2 separate regions of the Homo sapiens genome follow, and region 1 is linked to region 2. Evidence: read pairs that join two places in POLR2A ChIA-PET (ENCODE). Cell type or tissue: PC-9. All regions are shown on one strand. Region 1 overlaps SPECC1 (sperm antigen with calponin homology and coiled-coil domains 1). Region 2 overlaps SPECC1 (sperm antigen with calponin homology and coiled-coil domains 1).

Region 1 (5,000 bases), 82 kb after region 2:
GACCTAATGTCATATAAGTACGTATTTGTGACTTAGTATAACATTTTCAATGACAGCGTAATACTATCATTGGATTCAGAAAGTACTGAGTCTCAAGTAGCTTAGAGGATAGAGGAAAGGGGTGAAGAAAGAGAGAACCAAGGTGATGCATGATACCTGCACTGCCTGTTAAAGAGAGCTTCCAGAAAATGCTTCATCCGCTTGGCCAGAACCTAGCCATCTGGCCACACCCAGCTGCAAAAGACGTTGGAAGTGTTCTGGAACCACCAAGTGCCCAACAAAAAGTTGAGTTAATGAGGAAGAAAAGAGAACAAATAATGGGGTACAACTAGCCTCTACTTGGACATAGGTAGTACTCTGGGGGAAAACATTATAAAATATGCTGAAATATTAGTACGCTTGTAAACAAATAAAAGTAAATGCCAAAAGAGGTGGCGGTAGAGGTCAGTAGGTATAGGGTGATGAGCAATCAAGTGGCAAAAAAGAAAAACAAAGGTGTTCAACATCAGTAGTAATCAGAGAAATGCACATCAAAAGAAATCACTTTTCGACCTTCAAAAATAATAACTTCCAGTGGTGGTAAGTGTACAGAGAAACAATTACTCCTATATGTCTACCCCTGTGGTGTGTGAATGATTGCAATCTTTTTTATAAAGCAATCCGGCAATAATTTTGAGATTGAAAATATGTTTCTCTTGAGGAATCCAGGAATTCTGTCTTGTAGACATAAAAGCACAAGTACATACTTAACGTTGCAAATGTAGGAAAAGTTTGCTAATTGCAGTACTTTTTTTGTTCTGGCCCGAATCTAGGAATACTGAATGTCCCTCAGTAGGAATTGGTTAAATAAATTATAGTACAGTCATCCTCAGTATCCTTGGGAGATTCATTCCAGAATCTCCTATGGATACTAACATCCACAGATAACTCAAGTCCCTGATATAAAATGCTATAAAATGGCATAGTATTTGCATTTAAACTACGCACATTCTCCCATATAGTTTAAATGATGTCCAGATTACTTATACTACCTAATACAATGTAAATGCCGTGTCATTTGTTGTTATACTGTATTGTTTAGGGAATAATGACAAGAAAAACATGTCTATATACATTCAGATGTACCCATCCCTTTTTCCCCCAAATATGTTCTATCTGTGGTTGGTAGAATTCTGGGTGGGGAACCCAGAAATATGGAAGGCCGACTATATCATTCTTATGAAATTTTATTAAATAAGAATGATGTCAACCGGGCGTGGTGGCTCACGCTTATAATCCTAGTACTTTGGGAGGCCGAGGCAGGCGGATTGTCTGAGCTCAGGAGTTCGAGACCAGCCTGGGCAACACGGCAAAACCCCATCTCTACTTAAAAAAAAAAAAAGACAAAAAATTAGCCAGGTGTGGTGGCACGTGCCTATCGTCCCAGCTACTCGGGAGGCTGAGGCATGAGAATCGCTTGAACCCGGGAAATGGAGGTTGCAGTGAGCTGAGATTGTGCCACTGCACTCCGGCCTGGGTGACAGAGCAAGACTCCTGTCTCAAAAAAAAAAAAAAAAAAAAAAGATGTAGAGGTAAGAAATATTATTAAAAAGGACAAGTGAGAGCTATTTCCTGAAGCTATGACCAGGATGTATTATCAGGTGACAAATATAACTCACAAGAGAGTGTTTACACCTTTATGTCATAGTGCCTATGCTGTGATCCCAAACGAAAGGCTAAGCATGTTTGTGTCAACACAGAGAGAATGTATTCTTGGAAGAATACATTCTTTCCAGGCTGTTCATAATGATTATCCCAGGCAAGTAGGGGATTTTGATTATTTTGCTCTTAGAAACAGCATGTATTGTTTTTATATGTGAGGGCTTAGGGGAGTTTAGTGATTAAAAGTATGAACTTTGGAGCCCGCATTTCCTGAGTTTGAATTCCAGCTGAAGCTGTGTGATCTTGGGCAAGTTATCTCTACTGTGCCTCAGTTTCCTCCTTGGTAAAATATTTGTAGAAACAGGACCTACTGTATATAGTTTCAAACAAGTCAGTATATGTAAAGTATTTGGTACCGTAGAAGTTCTACATGAGAGTTCTATATAAGAGAGGGCCGGCTTTATTATTTTTAAACATTTTAAGTATTATTATTAAAGTAAGTCAAGGGTAGAGGAAAGGTCATTGTATTCTTTCCGTGGTAAAGTGCTGAACATATTTTCATCAGTCCTAGAGCTTGATTTTGAAGAACATGGTGATGCAGCAAAATATTTCTTAATTATGCCTTTGCCTCGTTTTCAGTGGAGTGAAGAAACAGGATCAGCTGGCCTGAGAAAGTGCGAAGCACAGAGTTTTGTATTTAACAGCGAGTGGGCTTTATAGCTGTCTTCACTGTGTTTTTGGAATTGGCTGATTGTCCACAGAATTCACACTGGTTCGATGTCTAAACACTTCAGTGATGCAAAAATCAGTTTGGGAAATAGAGACACTTGAATGAATGGGTTTTGAGATAAAAATCTGTCTTGTCATCCTCCTGAGGTGGAGCAGATTGCATTTTCCAGCTGAGGCTGTGACTCTCCCTTGTCCCACATGCCCTCCTACAGTGTGACTCTGCCACTTCCTCTGTTAAGGGATCTACTTCTTGAATTTGGGCAGCCCTAGAACCGCTTCAGCTGGTAGAAGAGGGTGGAAGTGCTCCTCTGACTGCTGAGGCTAAATTATAAAAGGCTGTGCAGGCCCCTCTTGTTTGCGGGGGCACTTGTGCTTGGAGCCGTGAGCCGTTCTGTAATAAGTCCAACCACTGTGAGGCTACCATGCTGGGGAGACTACCACATGGTGCTCCAGCCCACAGTCCGTGGAGCTGTCATCTCAGCCAGGGTTTCGGATGGCAGGAGCCACCTCCTAGTGTCTATGTAAGAATGGCCTAGCCAAGCTCTTCCCAAATTCCTGACCGGCAAAATGATCAGAAAATAAAACGGTTGTGTTAAGTGATGAGGTTATGGGGAAATTTGCTCTGAAACAGTGGTGGCAGGAATGTAAGGGTTAGTAAACAGCAGCGACTCTGTGATGAAGGAATTCATTCATTCATGTTGGAAAGACCTTTGCAGAGCCAACCTCCACTACTCCTTGCACCCAGATTGATGGTCCCATGAACCAGAAGCATTTGTCTAGTGATAATCACAGGAGTCTTCAAGTGTGGTGTCCTGTTTTGTATTTTTATTTATTTATTTTTTTTGAGGCAGAGTCTCTCTGTGTTGCCCAGGCTGGAGTGCAATGGCACGATCTTGGCTCACTGCAACCTCTGCCTCCCAGGTTCAAGCTATTCTTCTGCCTCAGCCTCCTGAGTAGCTAGGACTACAGGCGTGTGCCACCACACCCAGCTAATTTTGGTATTTTTAGTAGAGGCGGGGTTTCACCATGTTGGTCAGGCTGGTCTCGAACTCCTGACCTCAGGTGATCCACCCTCCTCGGCCTCCCAAAGTGCTGGGATTGCAGGCATGAGCCACTGCACCCAGCTTGTGTTTTGTATTTTTTATTTCACGTTGCATTTTAACTACAGACACATCTTGGTGATGTTGTGAATTCAGTTTCAGACCACCACAATAAAATGAATTACATGAGGTTTTTGGTTTCCTGGTGCATACAAAAATTATGTTTACACTATATTGTAGTCTGTTAAGTGTGCAATAGCATTACATCTTAAAAAAAGCAATGTACATGCCTTAATTTAAAAAATATTGCTAAAAAATGCTAACGAAGTAAGCCCATTCTGTTGGAGAAATGACACTGATAGACTTGCTCGATGCAGGGTTGCCACAAGCCTTCAATTTGTAAGAAATGTATTATCTGCAAAGCACAAAAAAGCAAAGCTCAATAAAGCAAGTGCTTGTATTGTGTCTCATGTATACTAAAAGTATGCCAAATGGTTTACGTGATTTTTGTATGTATGTATCTGCTTATGAGACAGGGTCTCACTCCCATCGCTCAGGCTGAAGTGCAGTGGTACAATCACAGCTTACTGCAGCCTTGACTTCCCAGGCTCAGGTGATCCTCCCACCTCAGCCTCTCCTGAGTAGCTAGAGCTGCAGGCAGACACCACCACACCTGGGTTTTTTTTGTATTTTCAGTAGAGATGGGTGTCTCACTATGTTGCCCAGGCTGGTTTCAAACTCCTGGGCTCAAGCAGTGCTCCTGCCTTGGCTTCCCAAAGTGCTGGGATTATAGATCATAGGTGTGAGCCACTGAGCCTGGCCAATTTTTGTTTTTAATTGTTGCCTGATGTCCCCTGCTGGGTCCTGAAGTCTTTTGGGTTGGTTTGTTTTCAACTGGCACACTACACCAGTTCTATGTGCTGTATTAATTATACAGGTTTGAGTATCCCTTATCTGAAATGCTTGGGACCAGATGTGTTTTGAACTTTGGATTTTTTTTTTGTATTTTGGAATACTTGCATTATACTTAGCAATTGAGCATCCCTAATCTGGAAATCTGAAATACTCCAATGAGTGTTTCCTTTTATGGTCATGTCAGCACTCAGAATGTTTAGGGTTTTGTATTTTTTTCTGAATTAGGGATGCTCAACCCGTACCAGTATACTACACCAGGGAACTGACTCGGCATTGGTCAGACCACATTTTGAACACTTTTTGGTTGACTTCCCAGCATTTAACCCCGTCTTCTCCCAGGAATTCTCTTTAGCTAATTCCCACTTTAAAGTGAGTCAGCATATCACCCTGGTCTCAGTGAGTCAAGGATGGCAGAGACTCAATCAGAATGAGTGTTGAGTAGATGTTTTTTGGGGTGCCTGGGAGAGAGTCCCCGCTCTTTGCTGGATTTGATGGTGTGCAGATGTGAGCCCTGGAGCTGCCAGTACCATCACATAGCCATGAGGGCAGGCAGCTTATTGATGAAGGTGACCTGTGGAGGAAGGGAGGAGCAGAAGATGGAGAGAAATTGACCCTGAGAGAACATCTTTCAGTTGAGCCAGACCTGAAGTTGGACTTGATCCTAGACTTTCAGTT
Region 2 (5,000 bases):
CGGGGAGGTTCTACAGTAGTACAGGGGATCCCACAGCAGACACCATAGACCACCACCTAGGTCCTACAGTTAGCATCTCACTATATTTGCTTTATAGGAAATGGATAGATAGGGTTTCACTGGTCAAAACAGGAACACTGAGACAAATCCACTGAAAGTAGAACTGAATACCTGACTTTCTTTTTTTAAATTTTAATTCGAATTATTATTTTTTTAAAATTTTACTTTAAGTTCTGGGATACATGTGCAGAACATGCAGGTTTGTTACATAGGTATAAATGTGCCATGGTGCTTTGCTGTGCCTATCAACCAGTCATCTAGATTTTAAGCCCCGCATGCATTAGGTATTTGTCCTAATGTTCTCCCTCCCCTTGCCCCCTACCCACCAACAGACCCGGGTGTGTGATGTTCCCCTCCCTGTGTCCATTTGTTCTCATTGTTCAACTCCCACTTATGAGTGAGAACATGCAGTGTCTGGTTTTCTGTTCCTGTGTTAGTTTGCTGAGAATGATGGCTTCCAGCTTCATCCATGTCCCTGCAAAGGACATGAACTCATTCTTTTTTATGGCTGCATAGTATTCCATGGTGTATATGTGACGCATTTTCTTTATCCAGTCTATCATTGATGGATGTTTAGGTTGGTTCCAAGTTTTTGCTATTGAAAATAGTGCTGCAATAAACATACATGTGCATGTGTCTTTTTAGTGGAATGATTTATATTCCGTTGGGTATATACCCAATAATGAGATTGCTGGGTCAAATGGTATTTCTGGTTCTAGATCCTTGAGGAATCACCACACTGTCTTCCACAATGGTTGAACTAATTTACACTCCCACCAACAGTGTAAAAGCATTCCTATTTCTCCACAGCCTCACCAGCATCTGTTGTTTCCTGACTTTTTAATGATCGCCATTCTAACTGGCGTGAGATGGTATCTCATTATGGTTTTGATTTGCATTTCTCTAGTGACCAGTGATGATGAGCTTTTTTTCATGTTTGTTGGCTGCATAAATGTCTTCTTTTGAGAAGTGTCTAAATACCTGACTTTCAACATTGGCCTGAACTGAAGGAGCAGTGAAAGAAAGCAGGGTGCAGAGGCTGGGGACGTGGACACTCAGGGAGGGTGCATACACTCCTGTAAATCCTCCTTGTGGTATCTGAGCACAGCCCAGAAAGAAGAGAACCTGCAGTGTCATTTGCGAGGCCCAGGTCTATTAATTGGGGTCCTCTTGGTTGCAAATGATGAAACATTGGCTTAAGCTTGCTTCAGCAGAAAAGGAATGTACTGAGCAGATCCTAAGGCTCCCATGTCACTATGAGCGGGACAAAGGTGCATTTTAACAAACCCTTCCTGTGACTCTGATGTCTGCTCAAGTTTGAGAAGCGGTGTCCAACCATAACATGTTATCCACCAGTAACGACCAGATTATGTTATGTCTGATGATTTTAGGGCTGTGAATTCTTTTCTACATCTTTGTGGAATTGAGAGGAATTTCTTAGTTACTTTAATCTGTGAGGCATTTGAACTTTTTCCTTTTATATACTTTCTTATACAGGTGGTTGGCAGCTTAAATATCAGTGAAGCTGTTAATGAAGATACTTACTAAATAGCAAAGCAGCACCGAAGTGCACACCTTCATAGGATCTTCTGGAGCAAGCCAGAAATCTCAAGTGGTGCTGTGGCCAGGAAACAAAGCAAAAAATGCAGTGGTGAATAGAGAAGGAGCAAGAATTAGTAACTGAGACTGGTAGCTTTCCTTTTGATGTTGCATCCAAAAAGCAGTGACAAAGTAAGAGTAGCTACCTTCAGCTGTTTGTTTTGAAGGACACGTGGGATCAGTTTTTTGTCTTTATGTCCTACCCCCAGGAAACCTTTTAAGCTACCAGTCTTTTTCAAATGGAATTCCTCGTGGAAGGTGCAGGGGAAATGAAGTGCTCCCCTTGAAAGCTTTGCTGCTACCCAAACTCCATGCCCTATGGGAGGGAGGTGGCACAGCACTGGCCTGCAGCACATCATACTTATCCTGTTGTCTGGGAAGGACAGGACCACATCTACCCACAGTGCAGCATAAAATCCCCTAGTCCAAGAGGAGACAGAGTCAGCTGAGTGTGGCTGGCTCACAAAATGGAACACAATAGCTGATGTGTGTTATCTCTAGCTGTGCCTGGTGCATCACAGGCAGGCACACTATGCATTTTTACTGAATATTGTTCTTGGATGGATTTACCGAAGAAGAGCCTGAGGTTCAGAGAGGTTGATGACTTGCTTGATGTTCTATTGTACTCTCTGGAATCCCCGTTGCATTGCGTTCATTTTTCCTAAAAACACTCCCCTCCTCCCTCCTCCTCCTTGCCTTAATTTGAATTTAGTTTTTACAGGATAACAATAGTAAAAACAATAATGATGATTTTCATTTGTTATCGTTATAGTTGGTGTCTGTTCAATGCATACTGTGTCAGACACTGTTATCCTAAGCACACTGCATGGCTAACTTGTTTAATCCTCAGAGCAACACTCTGAAGTGGGTACCATGATCATACTTACTTTTTAGGTGAAGAAACCAAAGCACAGAGAGGACGTGATTTGCCCAAGGTCACACAGCTAAGCACTGGCAGAGCCAGGATTCAGACCCAGGTGGTCTGTATTTTCAGCCCTTGGCCACTAAACTGTGCTGCCACGTGACATAGCTTTTTTCCCAACCCCTGTGACGTGGGATGGGGACCTCCTGGCTCCTGTTGGTCTTCAGCCTGGTGTTGCTGTGGAAGACACCCACCCCTCCAGAATGCCTCCCTGCCCTCTCTGCCTGAGAAAAACTGAATCATGGCCTCTTCTGTGAGGTCTTGGGACTCCCCCAGCCCCTCCTGGGCTTTCTCCACATTCGTTTCTCTGCAGCTTAGTGCTGTCCTCAGTGTGTTCTGTGTGGTTATATGGGAACCTCCTCTTTAGGTGGTTAACTCTGATCGGCAGGGCCTCCTGATTCACTTTGACATTCATGCCATATGCACAGCATACAGATCTTCTAAGTGGACGTAGGCTAAAGATGTACGTCCAGCCTCTAGTGGGTTTTTGGTAAAGCTTAGCTGAATTACAGTGTTCAGAATGGGAGGGACAGGAATGGAGAAGCCACAAGCCCGACAGAAGCAGCCCTGGCAAAGTGACAAGAAGGGAGGGAGGGGTTTGGAGCTGTTTCTCCTGCCGATCTTCCCTTCCCTCTCCCACATACATGTGGAGGGCTGCTGCAGTCTCCCTAGGAGCATGGCATCCCAGGAGGAGTGCCCCCCTCTCTCCCCAGGACGTCCGCATCCCCCGTCCACTTCCTCCTGGCACTGAAATCTGGACTTTATCTCACTGCAGGATTCACTGAAAGGCTGTTGGATGGCTGGAATCCCCTTCAGCCTTTACAGCTAACATACTAGGTGTTCCCATATTCTAAGGGCTCTTTTACTGTGGGTGAGCTGGCTGGAGGAGAAGGGGAGAGGAGAAGGGGGACGAGAAAGGGAGCCCCACCCTCTGCTCAGGACCCATTGTTCACATTCTTTTCCGTGTGAAATGTTGCTGCATCCAGGCCCTAGGCTATGAGTGGTGGCATTTCTATGTTTGTGGAATGAATATAAAGTCTGTTTTAGGATCAGTGGACAAAAATCAGCATGTTTGAAGTGGAGGTTACAATCAGTTGGTTAGTACGATATTTGACATTTACCCTGGGCCCTTAATGGTGCAGTTTTTCTGATGTAAGGAGGGTGAAAAAGCAGCCACTATGTGTACTAAACAGAAGGCGTGATGAGTACAGTCAGTGCAGGATCGTGAAGGCATCAGCACATTCCTTCTTCAGCTAATCAGCCCAGACAGTGTGGGGTATTTTTGTATTCTCTGCTGTTTGTGCTCTGAGTACATGTGCACAAAATGCAGTGACACTGATCAATAAACTCTTTAAGCCTAATAAGCATATGCAGTCTCATAGCAATGAGGACATAAACAGGGAGAAGGATCTTAGGTGATTCAAATTCTCTTTTGTTGGCCAGGCACGGTGGCTCATGCCTGTAATCCCGCCACTTTGGGAGGCCGAGGCAGGTGGATCACCTGAGGTCAGGAGTTTGAGACCAGCCTGGCCAACATGGTGAAATCCCGTCTCTACTAAAAATACAAAAATTAGCTGGGTGTGGGGGCACGTGCCTGTAATCCCAGCTTCTTGGGAGGCTGAGACAGGAGAATCGTTCAAATCTGGGAGGCGGAGGTTGCAGTGAGCCGAGATTGTGCCACTGCACTCCAGCTTGGGTGAAAGAGTGAGACTGTCTCAAAAAAAAAAAAAAAAAAAAAAAAAAGAAAAAAAAATTCTCTTTTGGAGGTGAGGAGACTGAGCTACCAGATCCAAACCTTTCCAGGGCTCCATGGCTCACAGGTTGCCCGATTCCTAATACAGCATGGTACTTCATGCCCTCCTTCCAAAGGAGGATTTAGATTTTGTTTGTAAATCTAAAGATGCTTCTGTTGCTGCCAGCCTGGAGAACCACCATGGAGAGCCACTAGGAAAACAGCTGCAATGATGATGTTGAAGATGATGAGAGCCTCCAACATTTATGTTCTTAATAAAATGCTTTAAATTTTTAACTAAGGGCACAACTCTAGAGATACGCCAACTGCTTTCTCTTTTTTTTTTCGGTGGGGGGGCGGGAGACAGGGTTTTGCTCTGTTGCCCATACTGGAGTGCAGTGGTGCAATCATGGCTCCCTGCAGCCTCGAACTCCAGCGATCCTCCCGCCTCAGCCTCCTGAGTAGCTAGGACTACAGGCACGCAGTGCCACACCCCACTAATTTTTAAAAAAGATTATTTGTAGAAATGGAGTCTTACTATGTTGCTCAGGCTGGTCTTGGACTCCTGACCTCAAGTGATTGTCTTGCCTTGGCCTTCAAATGTTTTCTCCATTTTAGAATTGAGGAACTGCAGCATCAGTACCTGGGTCATATAGGTAGGAAGAAGGAGCGCTGCTCCCTTCACCA

What was found. Peaks named below come from ENCODE experiments on the same cell type or tissue, not always from the same donor. Only the 100,000 strongest peaks of a DNase experiment are listed, where the experiment ranks them.
Region 1: POLR2A ChIA-PET joins it to region 2 with 25 read pairs; 2 of 35 experiments call an interaction of 5 or more read pairs at or near these places.

The regions. Positions count from the first base shown.
Region 1 is chr17:20,182,642-20,187,641 of GRCh38, forward strand. All of the region lies in intron 3 of SPECC1 (sperm antigen with calponin homology and coiled-coil domains 1), which reads left to right. Among named protein-coding and RNA genes, the nearest start is that of SPECC1, 180 kb to the left of the region's middle. In PC-9, no CTCF peak of the experiment used is centred here; a DNase peak (open chromatin) is centred at 2,530; H3K27ac peaks cover 1,305 bases.
Region 2 is chr17:20,100,443-20,105,442 of GRCh38, forward strand. The region is part of intron 2 of SPECC1 (sperm antigen with calponin homology and coiled-coil domains 1); the gene reads left to right. Among named protein-coding and RNA genes, the nearest start is that of SPECC1, 94 kb to the left of the region's middle. In PC-9, no CTCF peak of the experiment used is centred here; no DNase peak of the experiment used is centred here.